Linked DNA regions of Homo sapiens: region 2 is linked to region 1. A link is an interaction called in ENCODE POLR2A ChIA-PET data of the cell type or tissue named here. Cell type or tissue: GM12878. All regions are shown on one strand. Links, peaks and the distances in the headings refer to the core of each region. The heading gives the core; the rest is flanking DNA.

Region 1 (7,307 bases), core at 791-5,790:
CTGTAATCCCAGCACTTTGGGAGTCCGAGGCGGGCAGATCACCTGAGGTCAGGAGTTCAAGACCAGCCTGGCCAACATGGTGAAACCCTGTCTCTACTAAAAATACAAAAATTAGCTGGGTGTGGTGGCACGTGCCTATAATCTCAGCTACTCAGGAGGCTGAGGTAGGAGAATCGCTTGAACCTGGGAGGCAGAGGTTGCAGTGAGCCGAGATAGCACCACTGCACTCCAGCTGGGAGACACAGTCAGACTCCATCTCAAAAAAAAAAAAAGTCTCCCAACATTGCCAAAAGTCCCCTGGGGAGGGAGGATGCCAGATTGTCCCCAGAAAAGAACCACTGCCTTAAGTGAGAGAATTATGCCATTACCCTATGGTTGCAGGTCCTCTTGCTTTTACCCCAAAGTGACAAGACTCATATTTTACCCCAAAGTGATGGGACAGGACTCCTGCTGGACCCCACAGTGATGGGATTCACACCATATCCCATGGAGGCAGGACCATGATCTACCCTGTGCGTGACAGCAATGGGACTCATAGCATTATCGTGGCGATATGTTTTGGATCTGTGTCCCCACCCAAATCTCATGTCAAATTGTAATCCCCAATGTGGGAGGTGGGGCCTGGTGGGAGATGACTGGATCATGGTGGGCGGAGTTCTCATGAATGGTCTGGCACCATACCCCTTGGCAGTGTATAGTGAGTGAGTTCTCACGAGATCTGGTTGTTTAAAAGTATGTAGCACCAGCCGGGCATGGTGGCTCATGCCTGTAATTCCGGCACTTTGGGAGGCCAAGGCGAGCGGATCACTTCAGGCCAGGAGTTCGAGACCAGCCTGGCCAACATGGTGAAACCCCGTCTCTACTAAAAATACAAAAATTAACCAGGTGTGGTGGTGCCCACCTGTAATCCCAGCTACTGGGGAGGCTGAGGCATGAGAATTGCTTGAACTCAGGAGGTGGAGGCTGCAGTGAGCCGAGATTGTGCCACTGCAGCCCAGCCTGGGTGACAGAGTGAGAATCTGTCTCAAAACAAACAAACAAAACTATGTAGCACCTTCCCCCTTTCTCTCTTCCTTCAGTCATGTAAGATGTGCCTACCTCCCCTTTGCTTTCCGCCACGATTGTAAGTTTCCTGAGGTCTCCCCAGAAGCAGAAGCTGCTATGCTTCCCGTACAGCCTGCAGAACTGTCAGCCAATTAAACCTCTTTTCTTTATAAATTACCCAGTTCCATGTATTCTTTATAGCAGTGCAGAAATGGACTAATGCATGTGGTAATAAGAATGTGCCGTTACCTTGAGATGATGGGCCTGATGTGGCAGAACTGACAGTTACCCCAACGTGGCAGAATTCAACCTGCTACTCCAAGGAGACAGGACATTTGCTGTTCTGTGTGGGATGTGATGCAACTACGGCTGTAACATGACCCCATGTTTAATGGCAAGTGACTTGGGCAGCCTTTGGTTTTGCCAGCCTGCAGCCTGATGCCATCAAACTCACAGCCCCCAGGAGTCCTTTGGGAACCAGTCCTCCCCAACACGGGGTCTCTGAGATCAGTTCTTGGTTGCCAAAGCCCTTCTAGATCCAGGATGGGCACAAGATCCAAGCCAAGCTGAGCACCACCTTCTATTCCTGTGGGGGCTCAGAGGTGGTGGGTACAGAACTTAAGTCAGTGCAGTGAGGGTTTTGCTAGAACATGCTGGAAGGGGAAATTGTCTTCCTTCTGGAGTATCTAAGGGTTTTGCCATCTTGCTAGCATGGGGTGAAGGGTGAGGGAGAAGCTGCCTGATAACAAAACCAACAAAGAGGAAAATAAAGATGAAGGAGACTGATCAGGTACATCGCTTAAGCTTCTTGATACAGCTATACCTGAACCAACTCCCTGAACTTTTTGGTTATGGGTACCAACAAACTCCTTTAATCTTGGTTAAGTCAATGGTTTTTTTGTTTTGTTTTTGTTTTTGTTTTTTTTAAGATGGAGTCTCACTCTTGTTGCCCAGGCTGGAGTACAATGGCACGATCTCGGCTCACTGCAAGCTCCGCCTCCCAGGTTCAAGTGATTCTCCTGCCTCAGCCTCCCGAGTAGCTGGGATTACAGGCATGCACCACCATGCCCCATCTAATTTTGTATTTTTTTTTTTTTTTTTTTTTTTTAGTAGAAACAGGGTTTCTCCATTTTGGTCAGGCTGGTCTCGAACTCCCAACCTCAGGTGATCCACCCGCCTCGGCCTCCCAAAGTGCTGGGATTACAGGTGTGAGCAACCGTGCCCGGCCAGTTAAGCCAATTTGAGTTGGGGTTCTGGTGCATGAAACCACAAGATTCCCAACTGTTACAGTCTCCATTTCTTCATCTGAAAATAACACCACCAACGCCACAGCTTGTGATGAGGAACTCAATGAAGCATACCACAAAAGCACTTCGCACACAGAACGCAATTTTATCCGTTGCTACAAGGGTCATTTTTTATTGGTGGCATCCTTGTTGCTGCTGCTGTTGTTCTCACACTCCTGGGTATTCAACTCTTCAGAGTGATTTTTGTGACTGTAGGATCATAAAGTATGTATCTGGTCTTCATCCCGGTTCTTGGCACAGAGCTTCAAAAACCCTTGGAACTTTCTGAGTCACAGGAATGCTTTTGTTAGGAGTGTTAGGAATGTCGGGGTGACTTGTGGGGGGGGGGGTGCCTAGATAACATGAGGGTGGGGGGCGGTCACCAGAAAGAACAACCCTGTGATCAGAGGGTTGGGGCTTTTAGGACCTCCAGGGAGATGAGGGGGCTGGAAATGGCAGTGTTGAATCACATGGTCAATGATTTCAATCAATCACGCCTAAGGAATGAGACTCCAATTAAAACTCTGGATACTGGGCCGGGTGCAGTGCCTCACGCCTGTAATCCTAGCACTTTGGGAGGCTGAGGCAGGTGAATCACGAAGTCAGGAGTTTGAGACCAGCCTGGCCAACATGGTGAAACCCTGTCTCTACTAAAAATACAAAAATTAGCCGTGCGTGATGGTGCATGCCTGTAGTCCCAGCTACTCGGGGGGCTGAGGCAGGAGAATTGTTTGAACCTGGGATGTGGAGGTTGCAGTGAGCTGAGATTGAGCCACTGCACTCCAGCCTGGGTGACAGAGTGAGACTCCGTCTCAAAACAAACAAACAAACAAACAAAAACTCTGGACGCTGAAGCTCAGTAGTACTTCCCAGCTGGTGGACACACCAGTATGTCAAGAGGGTGATACATGCTGTTGCCACGAGGAGGCAATATGGAAATTCTGCATCTAGAACTCTCCCAGATCTTGCCGTATGTGTATCCTTTATAATAAAACTGTAATTGTATAGCAGGGTTTTTAAATTTGAGACAAGATCTTGCTCTGCCACCCGGGCTGGGGTGCACTGGCACAATCTTAGCTCACTGCAGCCTCGAACTCCTGGGCTCAAGCGATCCTCCTGCTTAAGCCCCTCAAGTACCTGGGACTACAGGCATGCACCCCCTCACCTGGCTAATGTTTTTAAATTTTTGTAGAGATGGGATCTCACTATGTTGTCCAGGCTGGTCTCGAACCTCTGGGCTCAAGTGAGCCTCCCACCATGGCCTCCCAAAGTGCTGGGATTACAGGCATGAGCCACCACACCTGGCCAGGTTTATTTTCATTCTGTGAGTTCCTTCTAGTAAATTATGAAACCCAAACAGTTTGTGGGAATCCCCCAATTTAGAGCCAGTTAGTCAGAAGTGTGGGTGGCTGGGGGATCCCCAAGATGCTGCCAGTGTCTGAAGCAAGGGAAATCTCATGGAGGGCTGAGCCTTAAACTTGTGGCGTCTGATGCTAACTTTGGAGGAGGATGGTGTCAGAACGGTGTTGCAAGTACACCCAGGTAGTGGCAGAACAGCTGAGGCAGAAACAAAATACTGACCAAATGTTTGACTTCTTTTATTGCCTCTATTCTTATTATGTGGCAGGCAATGCTCTAAGCCTGGAGTTGGCAAACAGTGGGCTGGGAGCCAAATCCAGTAGGCCACCTGTTTTTGCAAATAATATCCTATTGGAATATGGCCACATTTATTGGTTAGTACATCGTCTAACCCTGCTTTCACGCTGCAAAGGCAGAGTTAAGTAGCTCCAACAGAGACCATATGGCCCTGAGAGCTGAAAATATTTACTATCTGGCCCTTGGCCAACCCCCGTTCTCAGCTGCCGGTATACATGAGTGAACAAAGCAGATAATATGCTTTCCCAGTGGGAAATTATAAATGACCATGAGTTCTTTGCAGCCTCTCCCACCAAGAAGTGGAGTCTATGTTCCCACCTGTTGAATCTGGGCTTGGCCATATGGCTTGCTTTGGCCAATGGAATATTTGCAAACGTGATACAAGCTGAGGCTTGAAAAGCACTTGAACATTGAGGTCTGCCCTTCCTGGCTGCTGGGGTAAGAGACTTATGGAGAGAGACCCCCACTGACCATCAAAGACACAAGAGGCTCCCCTAAACCATCAGCCGTAGCTAAACAGGCCCAGGCCAGACAAACCTTCAGTCAACACATGAAATCATCAGAGCTCCTAAAGGAGTGTTTTAAGCCACTAAGCACTGAGGTGGTTTTGTTACGCAACAAGAGCTAGCTGATACACTCACAAAGCTTATCATCTGGTTGGGGAGAGTGAATAAATTGACAACAAAGGCTAGGTACAGTGGCTCAGGCCCTGTAATCTCAGCACTTTGGGAAGCCAAGGTGGGAGGATCACTTAAACCCAGGAGTTCAAGACGAGCCTGGGGAATATAGCAAGACCCCCAACACTACAGAATTTTTTTTTAGCCAGGTGTGGTGGTGTGTGCCTATATAGTCCCAGCTACTCAGGAGGCTGTGGCAGGAGGATCTCTTGAGCCCAGGGGGTTGAGACCACAGTGAGCCATGTGGGTGCCACTGCACTCTAGCCTGGGTGACAGACCAAGACCTTGTCTCAAAAAAAAAAAAAAAAGACAAAAATATCAGCTAGTGACAAATCGAAGAGTTAAAACTAAATGATGTGACAGAGAGTGCACGGATGATTGACTCAGACGGGAAGGATTTGCCAAGGAGGTGACTTTTAAGCTGCCATCTAGATGACGAGGGGAAAAAGTGGATCATTCTCAAATGCAGGGACAAGCATTATAGGAAGAGGGAACAGCTAATTGAAAGGCACAGAGGAAAGCGGATGTAGCAAGTTGCAGGAAAAGCTCCTGCGGTAACGACCACCACGGCCAGGGGGCACCGGAATGAAATGAGAATGAGAACTGGCCGAGCCCTCCCGATGAGGAGTTTGGATTCTGTCCATTGGTCTTGGGAAGCCACCGGAGGGTTTTAGGGAAGGACATGGCATATGATCAGATGACCACTTTTATTTTTTCTTTTGAGACAGAGTCTCACTCTGTCACCGAGACTGCAGTGCAGTGGCACACTCTCGGCTCACTGCGACCTCCACCTCCCGGGTTCAAGCAATTCTGCTGTCTCAGCCTCCCGAGTAGCTGGGATTACAGGCGCCCACTGTAATCCCACGCCTGGCTAATTTTTGTATTTTTAGTAGAGATGGGGTTTCACCATGTTGGTCAGGCTGGTCTCGAACTCCTGACCTCAGGTGATCCACCCACCTCGGCCTCCCAAAGTGCTGGGGTTATAGGCGTGAGCCACCGCGCCTGGCCCAGGTGGCCACTTTTTACCAGTGTCACTAGAATGGAAGCAGGAGCAAAGAGATTGTTCAAGGGGACTGGGTCAGACCAGACATGATGGTGAAATAGATGGAGGTGTAGACAAATTTGAGACCTCAGCTTAATAGGAAGAAGTGAGAGAGGCCAAGAAGAATCAAGGATTTTAGGTAATTCTCCCCTTCCCAGTGGATACCCCATACGCATTGAAAATTTATTCATCACAAATATCTGGTCCTTCTCATCTCAGGAAGCAGCACTGTGCTATTACATCCCAGCAGGTACTTTGGAACGACAGTAGATGGTGAGACCTTTTTTTTTTTTTTTTTGGAGATGCAGTTTCACTCTTGTCACACTTGCCTGGGGGCTAACGTGCAATGGCGTGATCTCAGCTCACTGCAACCTCTGCCTCCTGGGTTCAAGCAATTCTCATGCCTCAGCCTCCCGAGTAGCTGGGATAACAGGTATGCATCACCATGCCCAGCTAATTTTTTTTTTGTTTTTGTATTTTTAGTAAAGACGGGGTTTCACCGTGGTGGCCAGGCTGACCTTGAACTCCTGCCCTCAGATGATCCGTCCACTTCGGCCTCCCAAAGTGCTGGGATTACAGGCATAAGCCACTGTGCCTGGCCAAGGCCTTTTAACATGGGTTCCCAGAACTCTGCTCTGAAAACATCAAGAACTCCTTCCCAGATAAGCCACCAGAATGGAAGAAAACATCTGGCCCTATTTGATATCAAACCACATTAGAAAATGCCACAGTACGATTAAGTCTTTCATAAGATAAAAAGAAAAGCTTCAGGCCAGGTGCGGTGGCTCATGCCTGTAATCCCAGCACTTTGGGAGGCCGAGGTGGGTGGATCACTTGAGGTCAGGAGTTCAAGACCAGCCTGGCCAACATGATGAAACCCGGTCTCTACTAAAAATACAAGAAAAATTTAGCTGGGTATGGTGACAGATGTCTGTAATCCCAGCTACTTAGAGGCTAAGGCAGGAGAATCACTTGAACCCGGGAGGCTGAGTTGCAGTGAGCCAAGATCGCACCATTGCACTTCAGTCTGGGCAACAAGAATGAAACTCCATCTCAAAAAAACAAAAGCACAAACAAAAAAAAATTGGCCAGGCTTGCTGCCTCACACCTGTAATCCCAGCTACTTGGGAGGCTGAGGCAGGAGAATGGCTTGAACCTGGAAGGCAGAGGTTGCAGTGAGCTGAGATCATGCCACTGCACTCCAGCCTGGGTGACAGAGTGAGGCTCTGTCTCAAAATAAATAAATTAATTAATTAAAAGCTTCAGAAATAAAAATATTAATTTTTTTAAACCTACGCAATAAAATACGGTGACAATGCACCCCCCTCTCCTTTGTTTTCTTCCGTTCAGGAAAGGTCCCAGATACCAAGGATGTGCGGTCAATTTCTCAGGGTTTCTGTTTTAGCATCTCCCGCATCATCAGTGAGAAAATCAAAGGAGGTTGCTATATTTCTCAGGCCATTGTTAAGGTGAGGGAAAAATGCCTTTTATTTAAGGCCAATGTCTTTTAAACAAACATCTTGCCAGAAGATATTAACCCATTTTTTTTATTTCAATTGTGATTTTAAAAAGAAAGAAATGAATCAAAAGGAATATGGTCAT
Region 2 (7,307 bases), core at 1,290-6,289, 82 kb after region 1:
AAAATACAAAAATTAGCCAGCATGGTGGTGCGTGCCTGGAATTCCAGCTACTCAGGAGGCGGAAGTAAGCCAAGATTGCGCCACTGCACCCCAGCCTGGACAACAGAGTTGAGACCCTTGTCTCAAAAAGAAAAAACAAGAAAAAAAAATGCCAATCATCTGAGTGAAAAATGAATTACAACTACTGTGGAATTTTTTTCAGTACAGTTTTTTTTGTTTGTTTCTCTCCTAGATTTTTTTTTTAAAGATCTTTGACAACATAAAAGGGAAGAAAGACGAATGAGAGATTCAAGTGGGCCATCATTCACGTTACATGCTCTACCCTACCTTTTTTTTTTTTTTTTTTTTTCTTTTTTTGAGATGGAGTCTCGCTGTGACACCCAGGCTGGAGTGCAGTGGCACAATCTCGGCTCACTGCAACCTCCGCCTCCTGGGTTCAAGCGATTCTCCTGTCTCAGTCTCCCAAGCAGCTGGGATTACAGGTGCCCACCACCATACCCAGCTAATTTTTGTATTTTTAGTAGAGACGGGGTTTCACTATGTTGGCCCAGGGTGGTCTCGAACTCCTGACCTCAGTTGATCCACCCACCTTGGCTTCCCAAAGTGCTGGGATTACAGGCCTGAGCCACCGTGCCCGGCCTCCCCCACCTTATCTTTTTCTTTTTGTTGGATCCCCGTGTGCAGGCGTTACACTTTCCTGTCTTCTGTATGGACGACAGTGACATCGCCACAAGGGAATTTATCAATATTCCCTGTTATCTAGAGAACATCATGATTTCCAGGTGCTCTGCTCCAAACACGTCTAGAAGCACGGGTTCGATGACTCACTCGAAGGGGAAAGGCGGGGTGGGAGGAGGGAGGAGGGTGGAGTGGGGGCCTTGCCTTGTACATATACTGCCCTCCTCCACCCAAACAGAGAGCTCCAAAAAAAAAAAAAAAAAATGCTAATCATCTGAGTGAAAAATGAATTACAACTACTGTGGAATTTTTTTCAGTACAGTGCTCTACCCCACATTTTTTTTTCTTTTTTTCTTTTTTGAGACAGAGTCTCAAAAAGTAAGGAAGGAAGGAAGAAAGGAAGGAGGGAAGAAAGAAAAGGAAAGAAAGGAAGGAAAGAGGGAAGGAAGGAAGGAAGTACCAGCAAAGGGCAGCTGGGCTGTATGGCCTCAGGCCGTGGTGCTCCCAAGTCCCACTGAAACAGCCTCTATCCCTGAATGCTGAATGTCCAGCTCATATATAGACAGAGTCTCACCCTGTCACCCAGGCTGGAGTGCAGTGGCGCAATCTCCACTCATTGCAACTTCCGCCTCCCAGGTTCAAGTGATTCTCCTGCCTCAGCCTCCTGAGTAGCTGGGATTACAGGTGCCCGCCACCACGCTCAGCTAATGTTTGTACATTTTTTAGTAGAGATGGGGTTTCTCCATGTTGGCCAGGGTGGTCTTGAACTCCTGGCCTCGAGTGATCTGCCCGCTTCGGCCTCCCAAGGTGCTGGGATTACAGGCATGAGCCACCATGCCCGGCCAAAAATGTGAAAAAGCATTCTTAAGCCAGGCAAGCACAGTGGCTCACGCCTATAGTCCCAGCACTTTGGGAGGCCAAGAAAGGAGGATTGCTTGAACCCAATTGTTTGAGACCAGCCTGGGCAACATAGCAAGACCCCATCTCTACTAAAAAAATAAAAAGAAATTAGCTGGGCGTGGTGGTGCCTGCCTGTGGTTCCAGCTACTGAGGAGGCTGACTGAGGTGGCAGTGGCCTATGATCACCCCACTGCACTCCAGCCCAGGCGACAGAGTGAGACCCCATCTCTAAAAATAAAAATAAAATAAAAAATTCTTAGCTCATAGGTCATACAAAAATAGCAGCTGGCGGACTGGATTTGGCCCACAGGTCGTAGTTTGCTGATCACTGGGCAAAGGCCTTACGTCAGACAAGTCTGAAGTCAAACCATTCCCCAGCTAGGTCTCCTAGAGCAAGTCTCATAATTCCTAGCCATGCCTCAGTTCCCTCTTCTGTAAAATGAGGATAACAAACCCTCATAGGCTGTGATGGGATCCCCTAAGGCATTGCTTAGCACATAGTAAGTGCTCAGTAAACACTAGCTATTGATGAGTGTTAAGGATGTCATTGTCAACTGTGAGCCAGGTACTATGACAGGTGCTTGAGATACAACAAAGTCCCTGCCTTCAGGAGAGCTTAGTCTGATAGGAGAGGCCCTAAGTCAAGACAGAATGAGAAGGCTGATAAGAAGAGGCAACACACATGTTGGCAGGGGCAAATTCTAGATTTCCTCTCCAGTTTCTTTTCCTTCTTTCCTTCCTTCCTTCCCTCCTTCCTTTCCTTCTTCCTTCCTTCCTTCCCTCCTTCCTTTTTTTCTTTCCTCCTTCCTTCCTTCACTCCTTCTTTCATTTCTCCTTCCCTCCTTTCCTTCCCTCCTTCCTTCCTTTCTTTCTTCCTTCCTTTCTCCTTCCCTCCTTCTTTCCTTCCCGCCTTCCCTCCTTCCTTCCTTCCTTTCTTTCCTTTTATTTCTTCCCTCCTTCCTTTTTTCCTTCCTTTTCTTTTCTTTCTTCCCTCCTTCCTTCCTTCCCTCCTTCCTTCCTTTCTTTTTACAGTTTCCTGCATTTCACCAACTTCCCGCAATGACATCTATAAGACACAAAGGTAAAGAGCTTGGATTCTGAGCCAGAATCCCCAGCTTCAAATCCCATCTCCACTACTTACTACCCATGTGTGTGGGGTGCGCGGCGGAAGGGGTGGGCGGGGCAGTGTTGGAAGTAGAAGTTGCTTAACCTCTCGAAGCCTTAGTGGTCTCAACAATAAATAAGATTGTTGGGAAGATGGGATGCAATATCCTAATCAAAGCACCCAGAACCACGGCTGGCATGAAATCAGCATTTGCCACAAAGACAATTCCGATTGTTAAAATACCAAGGCAAGCCCAGAGTAGTGGTTCACACCTGTAATCCCAGCACTTTGGTAGGCCAAGGCAGGCGGATCACTTGAGGCCAGGAGTTCAAGACCAGCCTAGGCAACATGGCGAAACCCCATCTCTACTAAAAATACAAACATTAGCCAGGCATGGTGGCACGTGCCTGTAATCCCAGCTACTCAGGAGGTTGAGGCAGAAGAATCGCTTGAACCCAGGAGGCGGAGGTTGCAGTGAGCTCAGATCATGCCACTGCACTCCAGCCTGGACAACAGAGCGAGACTCTGTCTCAAAAAAAAAAAAAAGAAAAAGAAAACAAAATCAAGTCAAGTCCAGCGTGGTGGCTCACATGTGAAATCTCAGCACTTTGAGAGGCTGAGGTGGGGGGATTCCTTAGAGTCCAGGAGTTTGAGACCGACCTGAGCCACATAGCAAGACTCCCATCTCAATTTAAAAAAATATTAAAAACTAAATAAAAATGTAAAAAAATAAAATATCAAGGCAAACTTTTTAAATGGAAGAAGAAAAAGAAGCAGAGAGTTTCCATAGGCAGCTAAAAATTCTGCCAAAAATCAAACCCTCCAAGAGCATGCATTTAAACTCGTGCATTTAAATACGTGATATTTAATGTGGTAGGCACAATACCACACTTTGAGAGACTTTGACTCGGAGCTGTAATCTCAGACCCAGGGAGGAGGGATTTGCTGCTTTCAGCCTCCCCCTCCTGCTTTGGTGCCGACGTCCATATGTGGCATCTCGGGTTGGTTTCCCCTGGCACCCAGCATGTCCCGGCCTCACCCACCCCTCTGGCCGGCAGTGAGCAGCTGGGGTGACCTCCCAGAAAGAAAATGCCAGTGGGTTTGGCTAAAGCAGCTGGTCAGGCAAGCCCTGTGGCTTCTGGTCCCCTCAAAATGCCCAGAGCTGAGAATTTCCAGAGCATCCCATGCTGTTGGCACCCAAAAATCAGGGTGGTCTTCCCTCTGGGGCTGGAGGTGTGGCACCCATCCCTCATCAGCAGGTCGCAAGATACATGTTCCTCTGCCTGCCTCAAAACCAAAGTCAGAAATGAGGCTGAGCCCTGGTAGATATTCACCTGGAAGCTAGTCTGCCCAGATAGGGTGGGCCCATGGTGCTTACTTACTGGAAGCTTCCAGGACACTCACGGAGCACCTGAGGCTAGGTTAAGTGCCTCCCCCTGCACCATCTCATTCAACCCCCACACCACCACCCTAAGAAGCAGGTCCCATAATGACCCCCATTTTTCAGATGGAGAAACTGAGGCTTGAACCAGCTTGTGACCAGTCAATGGTAAAACGAGACTGGAAGCCGGTGCTGCTTGCCTCAAAGAACTTCTTTTTTTTTTTTTTAAAGACAGAGTCTCACCGAGTCTCACTCTGTCGCCCAGGCTGGAGTGCAGTGGTGTGATCTCAGCTCACTGCGACCTCCGCCCCCGGGGCCCATGCGATCCTCCCACCTCAGCCTTCCAAGTAGCTGGGGTTACAGGCACCTGCCACCATGCCTGGCTAATTTTTGTATTTTTTGTCGAGACGGGGTTTCTCCATGTTGCCCAGGCTGGTCTCGAACTCCTGAGCTCAAGCAGTCTGCCCTCCTCGGCCTCCCAAAGTGCTGGCATTACAAGCATGAGCCACCGCGTCCAGCTGGCTGAACTAATGTAGATCTCCCTCTAACTCTCCCCCTCTTCTGAGTGTACTTGGTTTGATCGTGAACATCTGCATTTGCCACTAGACTGGCCGCTCTGAGGAGGCAAAGGCTGGCTCCCTTCCTATGCCCTGAGCGCCCCAGAACATGACACCTAGTAGGCAGTCAATAAACGAACTGCATAGACCCCGTCTCCACTCTTCCCATGTAAGGCTTCGTGCATTGGACCTCTCCTGGTATCTTTGCCCCAAATCCATTGCAGGATAATGGAGAGAGGGTGTCCAGGCTATGGATCATTAGCACATGCCATGTTTTTTTGTTTTTCTTTTAATTCCCCTAACCATTTTTTTTTCTTTTTTTAAAAAATGGAGTTTCACTCTGTCGGCCAGGCTGGGGTGCAATGGCACGATCTCAGCTCACTGCAACCTCTGCCTCTCGGGTTCGAGTGATTCTCCTGCCTCAGCCTCCTAAGTAGCTGGGATTACAGGCGCCCACCACCACGCCTGGCTAATTTTCATATTTTTAGTAGAGACAGCGTTTTGCTATGTTAGCCAGGCTGGTCTCGAACTCCTGACCTCAAGCGATCCACCTACCTCGGCCTCCCAAAGTGCTGGGATTACAGGTGTGGGGCCTCCACACCCGGCCCCCTTAACCATTGAAAGCCTTTTTTTGGTCTCCCTGTAAAAAGTGCTTAAGGGACAGGTAGAAGAAGGGGTGGATGTTGCTCGGAATTGCTTAAACTAGGTCCAAAGGACAAACCAGCACCTTCATCCTAAATGTTGATGCATTCCCCTGATGCTTCCAGAAGCTGCCAAGTGTGGAAGACAAAAATAGCAACTACGGATGTTCACAGAAGTATCTGAAAAGACTCTGGGGGAAAAGAGGGGTTGATGGATAGTTTTCTCCAGCCCATTTCTGTCACCTAAGACAGGGGAGTATCCTCTGAAGGCTCAATCTATTCTGTATTCAAAAATCCCATCAGACATCAAATAAGCCTCCTAAGGCTGGGCGCGGTAGCTCACGCCTGTAATCCCAGCACTTTGGGAGGCCGAGGCCAGTGGATTATCTGAGGTCAGGAGTTCAAGACCAGCCTGGCCAACATGGTGAAACCCCATCTCTACTAAAAATCCAAAACATTAACTGGGCGTGGTGGCAGGTGCCCGTAATCCGAGCCACGCGGGAGGCTGAGGCAGGAGAATCGCTTGAACCCGGGAGGCAGAGGTTGCAGTGAGCTGAGATCGCACCATTGCAATCCAGCCTGGGCGACGAGAGCAAAACTCCGTCTCAAAAAATAAATAAATAAATAAGTTTCCTAAAGCCTCAGCAACAAGGTTAATGCAGGCATTGAAAAGCTAGATGCGTCAACAGCAGTGGCCCTGATTCACAATGGCAGAAATGTGAAAGCGACCAAGTGCCCGTAGATGGATGAATACACAGGCAAAATGTGCTCCCTCCATACAATGGAACATGATTCAGCCTTAAAAAGGAAAGAATTTCCGACACAGGCTACCACGTGGATGAACCTTGAGGACAACATGCTCAGTGAAATAAGCCAGGCACAAAAGGATAAATCCCGTCTGATTCCACTCACAGGAGGTCCCTACAGTCATCACATTCATAGAGACAGAAAATAGGATGGTAGGTGCCAGGGGGCTGGGAGAGGGAGATGGTGGAGTGAGTGTTTCATGGGGACAGAGTTTCAGTTTGGGAGGATGAGAAAGTTTGGGAGATGGTGGTGGTGATGGTTGCAAAACCACGTGAACGTGCTTAATGCCACTGAAAACTGTGGACTTAAAATGGTTAAGATGGGGCCAGGCGCGGTGGCACTCACCTGTAATCCCAGCACTTTGCGAGGCTGAGGTGGGTGTATTGCTCGAGGCCAGGGGTTTGAGACCATCCTGGCCAACATGGCAAAGCCCCCTCTGTCCTGAAAATACAAAACTTAGCCGGGCATGGTGGCTGGTGCCTATAAGTCCCAGTCACTCGGAAGGCTGAGGCAGGAGAATCATTTGAATCCAGGAGGCGGAGGTTGCAGTGAGCTGAGATCACACCACTGCCCCCCAGCCTAGGTGGCAGAGCAAGACTCCATCTCAAAAAAAAAAAAAGTTAAGATGAAAAATTTATTCTATGTGTATTTTATCACAATACAAGAAATTGAAGAGGGGAAAGAAAGCTGAAGCTGAGTTGCTCTCAAAGACAGGGGCAACAGTTCAAAAAACAATCATTTTTTGGCCCCCTGGGGATACTGCTACTAATGGATGGCTGAGATATATACCACATGCCAGGAACCCGGTACCCCGGGAAGTGTTAGTCGCACCTTCTCCGGGTAACAAAACCCCCAGTACTGGAAAAACAAGCCCGGTTCTTTTTATTGTTTTGTTTTGTGTTCATTTTTGTTTTTGTTTTCTTTTGTTTTTGAGATAGAGTCTCAGTTTGTCACCCAGGCTGGAGCTCAGTGGCATGAACAGGGCTCAGTGCAGCTTCGACCTCCTGGACACAAAAGCCTGGTTCTTAATAGCAAAGCAATTTTTAATTCACTCAAAACATCAGGCACAGCCAGGCACAGCCAGGCACAGTGGCCGATGCATGTAATCCCAGCACTTTGGGAAGCCGAGGTGCTTGAGCTCAGAAATTTGAGACCAGCCTGACCAACATGGCCAAACCCTGTCTCTACAACATACACAAAACTTAGCTAGGTGTTGGCCAGGCACGGTGGCTCACCCC

The links. Peaks named below come from ENCODE experiments on the same cell type or tissue, not always from the same donor. Only the 100,000 strongest peaks of a DNase experiment are listed, where the experiment ranks them.
Region 2: POLR2A ChIA-PET joins it to region 1 with 6 read pairs; 7 of 35 experiments call an interaction of 5 or more read pairs at or near these places.

What each region holds. Positions count from the first base shown.
Region 1 is chr19:7,175,575-7,182,881 of GRCh38, forward strand. The region is part of intron 3 of INSR (insulin receptor); the gene reads right to left. Among named protein-coding and RNA genes, the nearest start is that of ZNF557, 110 kb to the left of the region's middle. RefSeq lists an enhancer at 3,621-3,720. In GM12878, for the core only: no CTCF peak of the experiment used is centred there; DNase peaks (open chromatin) are centred at 3,757 and 4,161; H3K27ac peaks cover 1,850 bases.
Region 2 is chr19:7,256,604-7,263,910 of GRCh38, forward strand. All of the region lies in intron 2 of INSR (insulin receptor), which reads right to left. Among named protein-coding and RNA genes, the nearest start is that of INSR, 34 kb to the right of the region's middle. RefSeq lists an enhancer at 786-1,648. In GM12878, for the core only: no CTCF peak of the experiment used is centred there; no DNase peak of the experiment used is centred there.